2 separate regions of the Homo sapiens genome follow, and region 2 is linked to region 1. Evidence: chromatin loops called from intact Hi-C (ENCODE). Cell type or tissue: ascending aorta. All regions are shown on one strand. Links, peaks and the distances in the headings refer to the core of each region. The heading gives the core; the rest is flanking DNA.

Region 1 (5,383 bases), core at 228-5,227:
AGCAGAAAGGATCCTCTGCAGAGCCTGGTCAGTGGTACTTATAGTCTAAGTCTCACAGGTTCCAAGGTTTGTGGGTAGATCTGAGAAACAGAGGGCCAGCTGAGAGAACTCTTGTCTTCCTAACTCTTTCACTCCATCACCCTGAGACTTTCTCTCTCTCTGTCTAGAGTTGACCAAAAAGTGCAGCATCATCTTTGGTTGTCCTGTGTACCCCCTAGAGCCACAGGGAGGTAAAAAATAAACTGCTCTCTGCTCTTCTTTCCTGCCCCAGATTCTCTAGCCAAGTCAGACTTCTCCCAGCTCAAGTGGAGAATTACTCTGTATCAGCTGACTCCCTGAAAGTCAGCTGACTAAATGGTGTTCTATCCTCATTTTAAAGCAGCCTAGAAAAAATTGAATTTATGGAGAATCTCTCTGAGTCAGTGCTCAGAAAAACCTCTACATGTCAGTCTATTTAATTTTTTTTTGTTTTGTTTTTGTTTGTTTGTTTCTTTGAGACGGCATCTCCCTCTGCCACCCAGGCTGCAGTGCAGTGGCACGATCTTGGCTCACTGCAACCTCTGCTTCCCGGGTTCAAGCGATTCTCCTGCCTCAGCCTTCTAAGTAGCTGGGATTACAGGTGCCTCCCACCATGCCTGGCTAATTTTTGTATTTTTAGTAGAGATGGGGTTTCACCATGTTGGCCATTGTTTGCCAGGCTGGTCTTGAACTCCTGACCTCAGGTGATCCACCTGCCTTGGCCTCCCAAAGTGCTGGGATTACAGGCATGAGCCACTGTGCCTAGCCATTCTATTTGATTTTATGAAGACTTTCAGCTTTTAGATCAGAGGAGCTGCCTCCCCATTCTGAAAAAAAAGGTGAATGTGGCTTTGGACCAGGAGACAGGCTGACTTGTCTCTGGTTCCAGTTGCATCACTTAGGGACACTGGATGTTTGGCATGTAATTTCTGCTCTCTGAGCTTTGGTCATCTCCTCTGTAAAGAGAGGACTGTAACAACAGTGCAACACTCCCTACCTGCCCTCCACGCACCCCACCCTCCACCTCAGGGTTGTTCTGAGAATTAAATGAGATCATCTATGTGACGATATTCTACACTACGCAAATGTAAGTTCCCTTTATCAGATTTCAGATTTGATGAGTCATTTCAGACATTAGTTCTTGACATATTTCCTTCACTTAACCCCACCACTAATTATTTCTTCTTTTTTCCTTTTCTTATTTCCTGTAGAAATTATAAAATTGGTCCTCTGCATACCTCTTGATGAAGTCTACCCCTATACCTTATCTAACATCTTTCTGGCTCCATTCCCCATTCCCACTTAGATCTGCCAGGTCTCACTCCCTCATTGTGTCAGTAATTATTCAGAAAGTCTTCTCCCAGCCCACACTATCACCATGCACAGCTGCATATCTGACAGTGACATACTTCATGTTCGATCTAGTTGTAGTCATATATAGAAACCCAAATAATGATGGAATAAGAGTTAAGTCATGTGTTCCAGAATTAGCATTATCATTGATTATCTAGTGGGCTTCAGGCCATTCAGTTAAACAAACATCTATTCAGGTCAGGGGGTGGAGGAGATGTTCCCTGCTGTGCAGAAACTCAAAATTTTTAAGTCACACAGATTTGTAAACCTCCAATTATGAATAATGAAGTGGTACACACATACAAAAATATTATTGGCACATTGGGGAAGGAACAATTTGATGTGCCTTTGAAGGCTGTAGAAAGCACCACTGCAGAGAGGAGGTGACATCTGAGCTTGGTCTTGAATGATGGATGTCTAAGATTTTAAAGTCCAAGAAGGAGACCAGGTTGAAGGAGGAACATTAACAGATGAACAGAATAGCTAGATGAAGGAATGGCAAGAGTTCGGTGTGACCGGAGCACAGAATGCACAGTGGGGAGAATAGGAGATAAGGCTAGAAGGAACACTGGGCTGAAGTCATGTAGGATCTAATGTGCCAGGTTCATATATCTGGGCTTTGTTCTATCCAGCCCTTCCCAATCAGGATTCCACCAGAAAAATTAAGCCCTGATGACTTAAGACATCTATCATACAAATAAATTTCTCTCCCCTGTACACCTAGAATGGTATTAACTATGTACCATCCTGGAAAGACCTGAAATAGTCACTCAGATAATTTTCTGGAGGGCTTGGTTCTCACATGGAAGCCCAGGAGAGAAAGCCTGCTAGGCAGTGCAAGCCATCCAACATTTATAGAAAGCAAGTGACATCTTCACGTCATAGAAACACTGCTTGGGTGGCAATGAGAAGAGTGCTTTAGAAATAGTACAGGCAGAGGATAAGTGGTTAACTAAACTGCTGTTGCAATAATTCAGGTGGGTGACAACCAGGGCTCAGGGTGGTGACAGTAGAAATGGAGGTAAAGGACACCTTAGAGACATTTGGGAGGCAGAATAGATGGTGTTCTTTAGTGCTGTCTTCCCCAGCTCTTTGGCTATGATATGAAATCACCAGCTCCCTCCAGCTTCAGGCTGGAACCTTCCTAAAGAGGGCAAGAAGTGGCTGGGTGCAGTGACACACGCTTGTAATCCCAGCACTTTGGGAGGCCAAGGCAGGCAAATCACTTGAGGTCAGGAGTTCGAGACCAGCCTGGCCAACATGGTGAAACCCTGTCCGTATCGAAAATACAAAAATTAGCCGGGTGTGGTGGCATACGTCTATAGTCCTAACTACCTGGGAGGCTGAGGCAGGAGAATCGCTTGAACCAAGGAGGCAGAGGTTGTGGTGAGCCAAGATCATGCCACTGCTCTCCAGTCTGGGCGACAGAGCTAGACTCCATTTCAAAAAAAAAAAAAAGAGGGCAGAAGTGCACCAGCCACAACTCAGCATGGGGGTGGGGTGTGCTGCCACTGCTCTGGACCTTATCACATCTCTGGTGAACTCTGCACACCCTGATAGCCTCAAGTTGTGACTTTTCTTCACACCCCCTCACCCTCCTGGGCATGTTGGTCCAGTCTTCACAACTGACCTTCAGCCTCATTCTTCTCCCCAGCCACACATTTCAAAAGTGCTACCCTGAACTCCACACTGCCTGGCTGGGTTCCTGACGCTTTGCTTCCCTAACCCAACTCATTCTTCCAAGGAGCTGGATCCACTCCCTGTGCTCCACCCCAGCCCTAGGAGTCCTACAGCTGATGCAGCATTGCCAGCTCCAGTCCTGCTCATTCCCAGCTTCCTCCCTATGGGCCATGTGGCTGAGGTCTTATCATGCCTTATAACTAAACTGACCGGAATTTAGGCACGTCATCACCAAGCCTCATCTGGGGCCTGTTTTCTCATTTGTAATGTGTGGGGATTGTACTAGGTGACTTCTAAAGGATCTCCCTTCCAACACTAACATCCTGTGTTTCTAAGTAGGCCAACTGTAAAAGAAGTCTGCATTGGCACAGAACAATTGAGGCTGGGAGCAAGTGAGTCAGACTCAGCAGAAATGTCAAGCTCACTGTGGAGCCAGGAGATCAGAGTGCAGCATGCCACTGGGCAGACAGGAGCCAGGGCCTTGAGCCAGAGATTAGCCTACCCAGACAGCTGTGCGGACGAGATGACGGATGCCATGGCTTGCTTATTAGTCACATTGGTGTTCAAGGAATTAACCACTTCATTTTGTGCCCTCCAAAGGATAACATTCATTTATGACCTAAAGCTATTTAGCAGGGAGTTTGTAATTCTACCTTTCTCACAGTTACTGCTGGTGATTTAGGATTCAATATTATCCCATTACTATTTTGTCCATTTGCTTGAAATTGCCATCCAATGGGCATTCACTGACCATCTAGTTTTACTCTCAAGACTTCCTAAGTCCCTCTCAGATGCCTCTCAGTGTGTGTGAAAGAAAGGGCACAGACCTTTGGAGACCTACATTTGAACCCCACAGCTACTTACTAGTCATGTGGTTCTGGAAAAGTTAATCTCTGAAGAGTGTGTGTGTGTGTGTGTGTGTGTGTGTGTGTGTGAGAGAGAGAGAGAGAGACAGAGACAGAGTCTTGCTAGAGAGAGAGAGAGACAGAGTCTTGCTCTGTCACCCAGGCTGGAGTGCAGTGGCACGATCATGGCTCACTGCATCCTTCGCCTCCCTGGTTCAAGCAATTCTCCTGCCTCAGCCTCCCGAATAGCTGGGACTACAGGCGCGTGCCACCATGCCCAGCTAATTTTTGTATTCTTATTAGAGACAGGGTTTCACCATGTTGGCCAGACGGGTCTTAAACTCCTGACCTCAGGTGATCCACCCACCTTGGCCTCCCAAAGTGTTGGGATTATAGGCATGAGCCACCGCACCTGACTAATCTCTGAACTTTTGATTCCCCATGTGTGAAATGGGATAATAATAATACCTGCCTTGCAGATTTGTAGCCCAGGTTAAAGTGTCTACTATACGGGAGGTTCTCAGTAAAGAAGTTCTCCTTTACAGAAACCCTGCTGTTTTGCATGTCTTGAAATCTCTGCCTTCAGGATTGTTTCTCTTAGGTTTGCCTGGCCCTTTCCTCTCTTTCTTCCTTAAGCCTGCAAGGTCCCTGCTGGTCCACACAAGTTTCTGCTCCAATTCCAGACCTGCAGCATGCTGAGTCAGCACTAGCACTTCCTAGCGTAGGGGCTTTTCTCCACCCCATCATGGCTGAGCAATCACAAGCCAAGAAAATCTTGATCAGAAGATAAGATCATAGCTAAAGGCTCTGAGAGCTCCATTGTCTCAGCTTCAGATGCTGTTATATAGAAGATTAAAACCCCAGTACTGTGACTCAGTGAGGGCCCAGTTAGGAGATTACAAGACACAGTGCTGAAGGGTTAAAGGTGATAAAGTAAGGATGCCTTCAAGCTACTGAGTATAGGAATTAGCTGTGGGCACACATCTCTGGCAGGCTAGGGACTAACCTTCCTGGTTCCTTCTTTCAAAGAGATGCTAGTGTCAGGGACTAGTACAGACATGGGTTGCAGGGCCTTAGAGATCTTTTGTTTACCCTCTTTTACACAAATGGAGAAACTGAGGCCCACAAGCAGGAATTAACTTGCCCAGATTTATATAAAGAGAAAAAGCCATAAATGCATTCAAATGCAGGACTCAACTCTATGTTCCAACTGTTTCTATTATCCTATGATAAAATAGTGATTGTTAAAATTCAATGCATTGGGGACACTCACTAAACTTGACTCTTAAATAAGAAGTGTGGGGAATGTTGTTAACAGGATTTCTAGCAGGAGAGCATTCACTTTTTCATCAAATATTTATTGAGTCCTAGAAGGTAAGTAATGGCCAAATTGTTAAGGGTATAAGAGGATATGCTTAGGCGTGTGGTTTTTATTTTGTAGGCAACAGTCCGTCAAAGATTTCAGAGAAGAGGATTAACATGATCAG
Region 2 (5,383 bases), core at 97-5,096, 83 kb after region 1:
ACCTCAAGTGATCTGCCCACCTAGCCCTCCCAAAGTGCCGGGATTACAGGCATGAGCCACTGTGCCTGGCCTTCTTCATGTTTTAATTTGTGTTTCCTGACTACTTGTGAACTAGTATTTTATTTGCAATAATTAAATATGGTGGCTGAGGAACATTTTCTAAGATAAAACAATTTATATTATTCAAATGTGTGTATATGAAGGTTATACATAACATGCGTGAAGTGTGATACCATTTCTTCACATTGGCCACTGAGTGGCCATTGAATGTGACCATTAAAAATGGTTTTATTTTTATTAAAATATTTAAATGATGCAAATAATTTTTAAAACATTTTTTGTTTAATTCTTTTGATTTAAAATTTTGACATTTTCAGAGCAGATGATGAATCTGAAAAAGAAGTTGATATTTAATGATTCTAATTTGCTTTTCTCTTTAGAAATTTTAGGAAAGATTATTTTTCTTTTGTTTCTTTTTTTCATGTCAAACGGGCAATGTGACAACGGTGTAACAAGGTTCAAGGGTGGCATATCTCACACATGTGCATGAACACTCAATCATTACACTCATGAACTACAAAAGGATCAGGAGAGATTCTTTTGAATACTTTAGAAAAATTCCTTTCTAACATTAAATAATGGGAATTTTCCAGTTTTTAATTTACATTTTTTGATGGACGACATATTTGAACACTTTGAATACAGTCACTTTGGTTTTTTTTTAAATCTTTTAAGACTCTGAGAATGAGTACAAGTTAAGGTCAAGATAGAAATAGAAAATATAAAACTGAAATTCAGAGAAGAAATAACTAGGAAGAAAACTTATCAAGACAGAAGAATAGAACATACTTCTTTTTTTTTTCTAAAAGTTTGATAGTTTGATACCTGACTTTGAAATATTTAGACATATGATATATAGGCTTCTATGTATCATTTGGTCCCACTATTACAAATGTTAGGGGTGGGCCTTTCAGACAGAGTCCATGTAGTTACCACAGCAAGCTCTTTTTGGCCTAACCTGTATTTTAGCAATTATAAAATAATATAATTAAATTAGTAGCTTCACAATTGGAGAAAGTCACAAAGTGATAGCAAAAAATTCAGCACATTTAGGAAATATGAATAACTCAAAGAGGATTATATGATAGACTTGGGTGTTTTAAAGTACTGTATGATTTTCTTGGGGGAAAAAAGTCCATGTCGAAAATCTATGCCACATTCTGAAATAAAGAATGGTTTCTAGGATAAAATGATCTTCAAGGAGGAAAACTATGTTGAGAAGCGATTCTATTAATTTGGTCAATCAATAAATGAGTAATGATACTCATGTAATGTGCCCCCAGCAGACAACAATGTTGAAGGTCTAAAGCAAGTAAAAGATGTGGTCCTGGCTGCAGGAATTTTACAATCGAATTGATCTAATTGAAGAGATAAGCAATGCATACTTGAAACAATTAGAGATTAGATGCTAAAAGAATGAACTGTGAAGTCCAACAAGTTTTACTAAGGATCAAAGCAGAGAAACATTGGTGTGAACTTGAGTCACCTTGCAGGGAGAGATTCTTAGAGGGCTCTCTAAGGAGGGAATGAGACCCAAAATAATAATCTCTGGAATGGATTTAGGAAGGGTCTTATTGGTCCAAGGAAACCACATGAACTATAAACCATATTTTAAAACAAACAAAATTCCATTCCTTAGTAATGCTGTAAAATTTCCTAATACTATCTAGTCTTATACTTTATTTTTTATTTTTTTATTTTGATTTTTGACATGGAGTCTCGCTAAGTCGCCCAGGCTGGAGTGCAGTGGCGCAATCTTGGCTCACTGCAAGCTCTGCCTCCCAGGTTCACACCATTCTCCTGCCTCAGCCTCCTGAGTAGCTGGGACTACAGGCACTCGCCACCATGCCCAGCTAATTTTTTGTATTTTTTTTTAGTAGAGACGGGGTTTCACCGTGTTAGCCAGGATGGTCTCAGTCTCCTGACCTCATGATCTGCCCGCCTCGGCCTCCCAAAGTGCTGGCGTGAGCCACTGCTCCTGGCCTCTTTCTTTTTTTCATAGAGATGGGGTCTCACTATGTTGCCCAGGCTGTTCTCAAACTTCTGGGCTCTAATAATCCTCCCACCTCAGTCTCCCAAAGTACTGGGATTACAGGCATGAGCCACTATGCCCAGCCTCTAGTCATATATATATATATATATATATATATACACACACACACACACACACGTGTATACATGTGTGCGTGTATGTGTGTGTGTGTGTATATATATATATATAGTTTGTTTTAAAGACAGGGTCTCACTCCCAGGCTGGAGTGCAGTGGCACAATCATGGCTTATTGTAACTTCAAATGCCCGCTCTCAAGTGTTCTTCTCCCCCTCAGCCTTCCTAGTAGCAAGGACTACAGGCACACACCACCACACCCAGCAAATTATTTCAATTTAATTTTTGTAGAGATAGGGTCTTGCTATGTTGCTTGGGCTGGTCTCGAACTCCTAGGCTTATGAGATCCTTCTGCCTTGGCTTCCCGAAGTGCTGCGATTACAGGCATGAGCCCCTGCGCCTGGCCCAGATACATATTTGTAAAAGCTCCATATTTGTTACCTATTATCCCAAGACTTAGTGGCTTAAAACAATAGCATCTCAGTGGGCACTGTGACATGTGCCTGTAGTCCCCGCTACTTGGGAGGCTGAGGCAGGAGTATGTCTTGAGCCCAGGAATTCCAGGCTGTAGTGTACTGATTGTGCACCTTTGAAAAGCCACTGCACTCCCAGCCTGGGTGACATAGGGAGACTCTGTCTCTAAAAAAAAATAAACAAAAAACAGTATCTCACATAGTTTCCATAGGCCAGGAATTTAAGAAGAGATTAGCTGGTGGTTCTGGCTCAGGGTGCCTCATGAGGTTGCAATCAAGATGTTGGTCAGGACTTCTGGAGGTTTTACTGTGGTGTGGAAAGATCTGCTTCCAAGATGGCTCATTCACAGGCTGGCAAGTTAGTGCAGGCTATTGGCGGGAGGTCTGAGTTCTTTGCCACGTGGACCTTTCCCTTGGACTGTTTGAGTGTTCTCATAACTTGGTGGCTGATTCCTGCCAGAGTGAATAAGCCAGGAAAGAGCAAAGTGGAAGCTGCAATATTGTTTATGACCTCAGCCTCAGAAGTCAAACATCCTCAACTCCTCAATATTCTATTGGTTGCACAGGTCATTCCTATTCATTATGGGCAGGGGCTATACAAGGACTTGAATACCAAGAGGTAAAGATCACTGAGATTCATTTTGGATGCTGACTAATACAAGTCCCCAAATTTATTTTCTTTCTTTTCTTTCTCTCTCTTTCTTTTTCTCTTCATCATGGGCAGGGGCTATACAAGGACTTGAATACCAAGAGGTAAAGATCACTGAGATCCATTTTGGATGCTGACTAGTACAAGTCCCAAAATTTATTTTCTTTCCTTTCTTTCCCTTTCCTTTTCTCTTCTCTTCTCTTCTTTCTTTCTTTTTCTCTCTCTCTCTTCTTTTTCTCTTTCTCTCTTTCTTTCTTGATTTTTTTTTCAGAGTCTCACTTTGTCATCCAGGCTAGAGTGCAGTGGTGTGATCTTGGCTCTCTGCAACCTCTACCTCCTGGGTTCAAGCGATTTTCCTGCCTCAGCCTCCTCAGTAGCTGGGATTACAGGCACCCACCACCATGCTTGGCTAATTTTTGTATTTTTTAGTAGAGACAGGGTTTTGTCATGTTGGCCAGGCTGGTCTCGAACTCCTGACCTCAAGTGATCTGCCTGCCTTAGCCTCCCAAAGTGCTGGGATTACAGGCATGAGCCACTGCACTTGGTTAAAATTTGCTATTTTTGTGGTTAAAAAAAGTAGCTAATATCAGCAATTTCATGTTTTCAACCTATTACTTGTAAAGGTGCTACTATGAGCTAAGACACCTGGGATAAATTTTTAAGAAGTTATAAATATAAAACTACTTTTCTTTCAAAACATTAGTTAATCAGAATTTCAAATGAATGAGAATAAACTATTCTTCAAGCATTGTAGTTATTTGAAATGTTACTATATCGTTGATATTCTCCTAAAGTTTTTGGTGCATGAGCCAAAGGATGTGTGGCAGAAGTTCTGAGAGGGCAACATATCAGTGTGACTTGATGAAAGCAGTTTAACATCCCTGGGATCAATTTTCCTCATCTATAAGTGAAGGAATTGGGTTAGATGGCATGTAAGTAGTCTTTCTGTGCTAAAAATTTTTAAGATGTCTTTTTTTTTTTTTTTTTTTTTGAGATGGAGTCTTGCTCTGTCGCCCAGGCTGGAGTGCTGTGGCACGACCTCGGCTCACTACAACCTCCTCCTCCCAGGTTCAAGCGATTCTCTTGCCTCAGCCTCCTGAGTAGCTGGGATTACAGGTGTGTACCACGACGCCCAGCTAATTTTTGTATTGTTAGTAGAGACAGGGTTTCACCCTGTTGGCCAGGCTGGTCTTGAACTCCTGACCTCAAGTGATCTACCTGCCTTGGCTTCCCAAAGCACTGGGATTACAGGCATGAACCACAGCGCCCAACCTTAACATGTCTTTATATGCTGGGTATGAGCCACTACCAGTTCCGTTCTTAAACTCATCGTAAGAATTGCATATTTAAGTGCTAGAAAAATGGCTGTAACTAAATATGCTCATTTATTAACATATAATGTTAACAGTTAAACTCAAGGTCTCTTCAGCTTTTTAGTAGTCCAGAAACTCTTTCTTCCTGCTTTTTTCTCTCGAAAGCATAGACTGCCCTTCAGTAAATCAATTTACTTAATTTGACTTGCTATATTTGACAACATTTTTTTGGGTTCACATATTTTTCTTGTGCCAAGTACTGCATTTTCCATTTCCCACAGAACCAGGACAAACTGTACATCCCCTACTGTGTCCAGGGTAGATCTGGCTAAATGTCAACTATGTTAATTGGTATAGAGAAAACAGCAGCCCTATTTTTATCTGATTAAAAATCCCCACAAACATTCTCTTCTAAACTAAAGCTATGACAGTACAAAGTGATTTAATTATAATATAAAGTTTGGCAGATGTGTCCCTCCAGCCTTTATTCTACTGTAGCCTGCAGAAATGTTGCTGTTTCCTGGAATCCTCAAGCATCTAAATTTTTAATCCTACTTCTGGAGGTTTAGAATTCAGTACTCGAAACTTTCTTTAGTTTGCCAACTGGAATAAAATATATTTGCTTTAAAGTGATATGTTTAAACAAAAGATTTGAATTAAACAATCTATAGAACCTTATTTAAAAGGTAGTTGGAAATACTTTATTCCACTGTTAAAAAGTCTACATCTTAAAAATTGCCCCAGGATGAGCAGATTATATAATATAATTGCTTTAGTTAAA

What was found. Hi-C counts contacts between places; a loop is a spot of excess contacts. Peaks named below come from ENCODE experiments on the same cell type or tissue, not always from the same donor. Only the 100,000 strongest peaks of a DNase experiment are listed, where the experiment ranks them.
Region 2: a loop joins it to region 1, with 5 times the contacts of the local background. A loop is called at or near these places in 3 of 110 quality-filtered maps.

Annotation. Positions count from the first base shown.
Region 1 is chr11:86,172,359-86,177,741 of GRCh38, reverse strand. No RefSeq gene overlaps it. Among named protein-coding and RNA genes, the nearest start is that of LINC02695, 18 kb to the left of the region's middle. RefSeq lists cis regulatory regions at 862-1,571, 2,767-3,264. In ascending aorta, for the core only: no CTCF peak of the experiment used is centred there; DNase peaks (open chromatin) are centred at 996, 3,341 and 3,491; H3K27ac peaks cover 2,250 bases.
Region 2 is chr11:86,089,395-86,094,777 of GRCh38, reverse strand. LOC124902829 (small nucleolar RNA U13) reads right to left here and starts at 586; the gene lies at 483-586. In ascending aorta, for the core only: no CTCF peak of the experiment used is centred there; a DNase peak (open chromatin) is centred at 3,007; H3K27ac peaks cover 1,684 bases.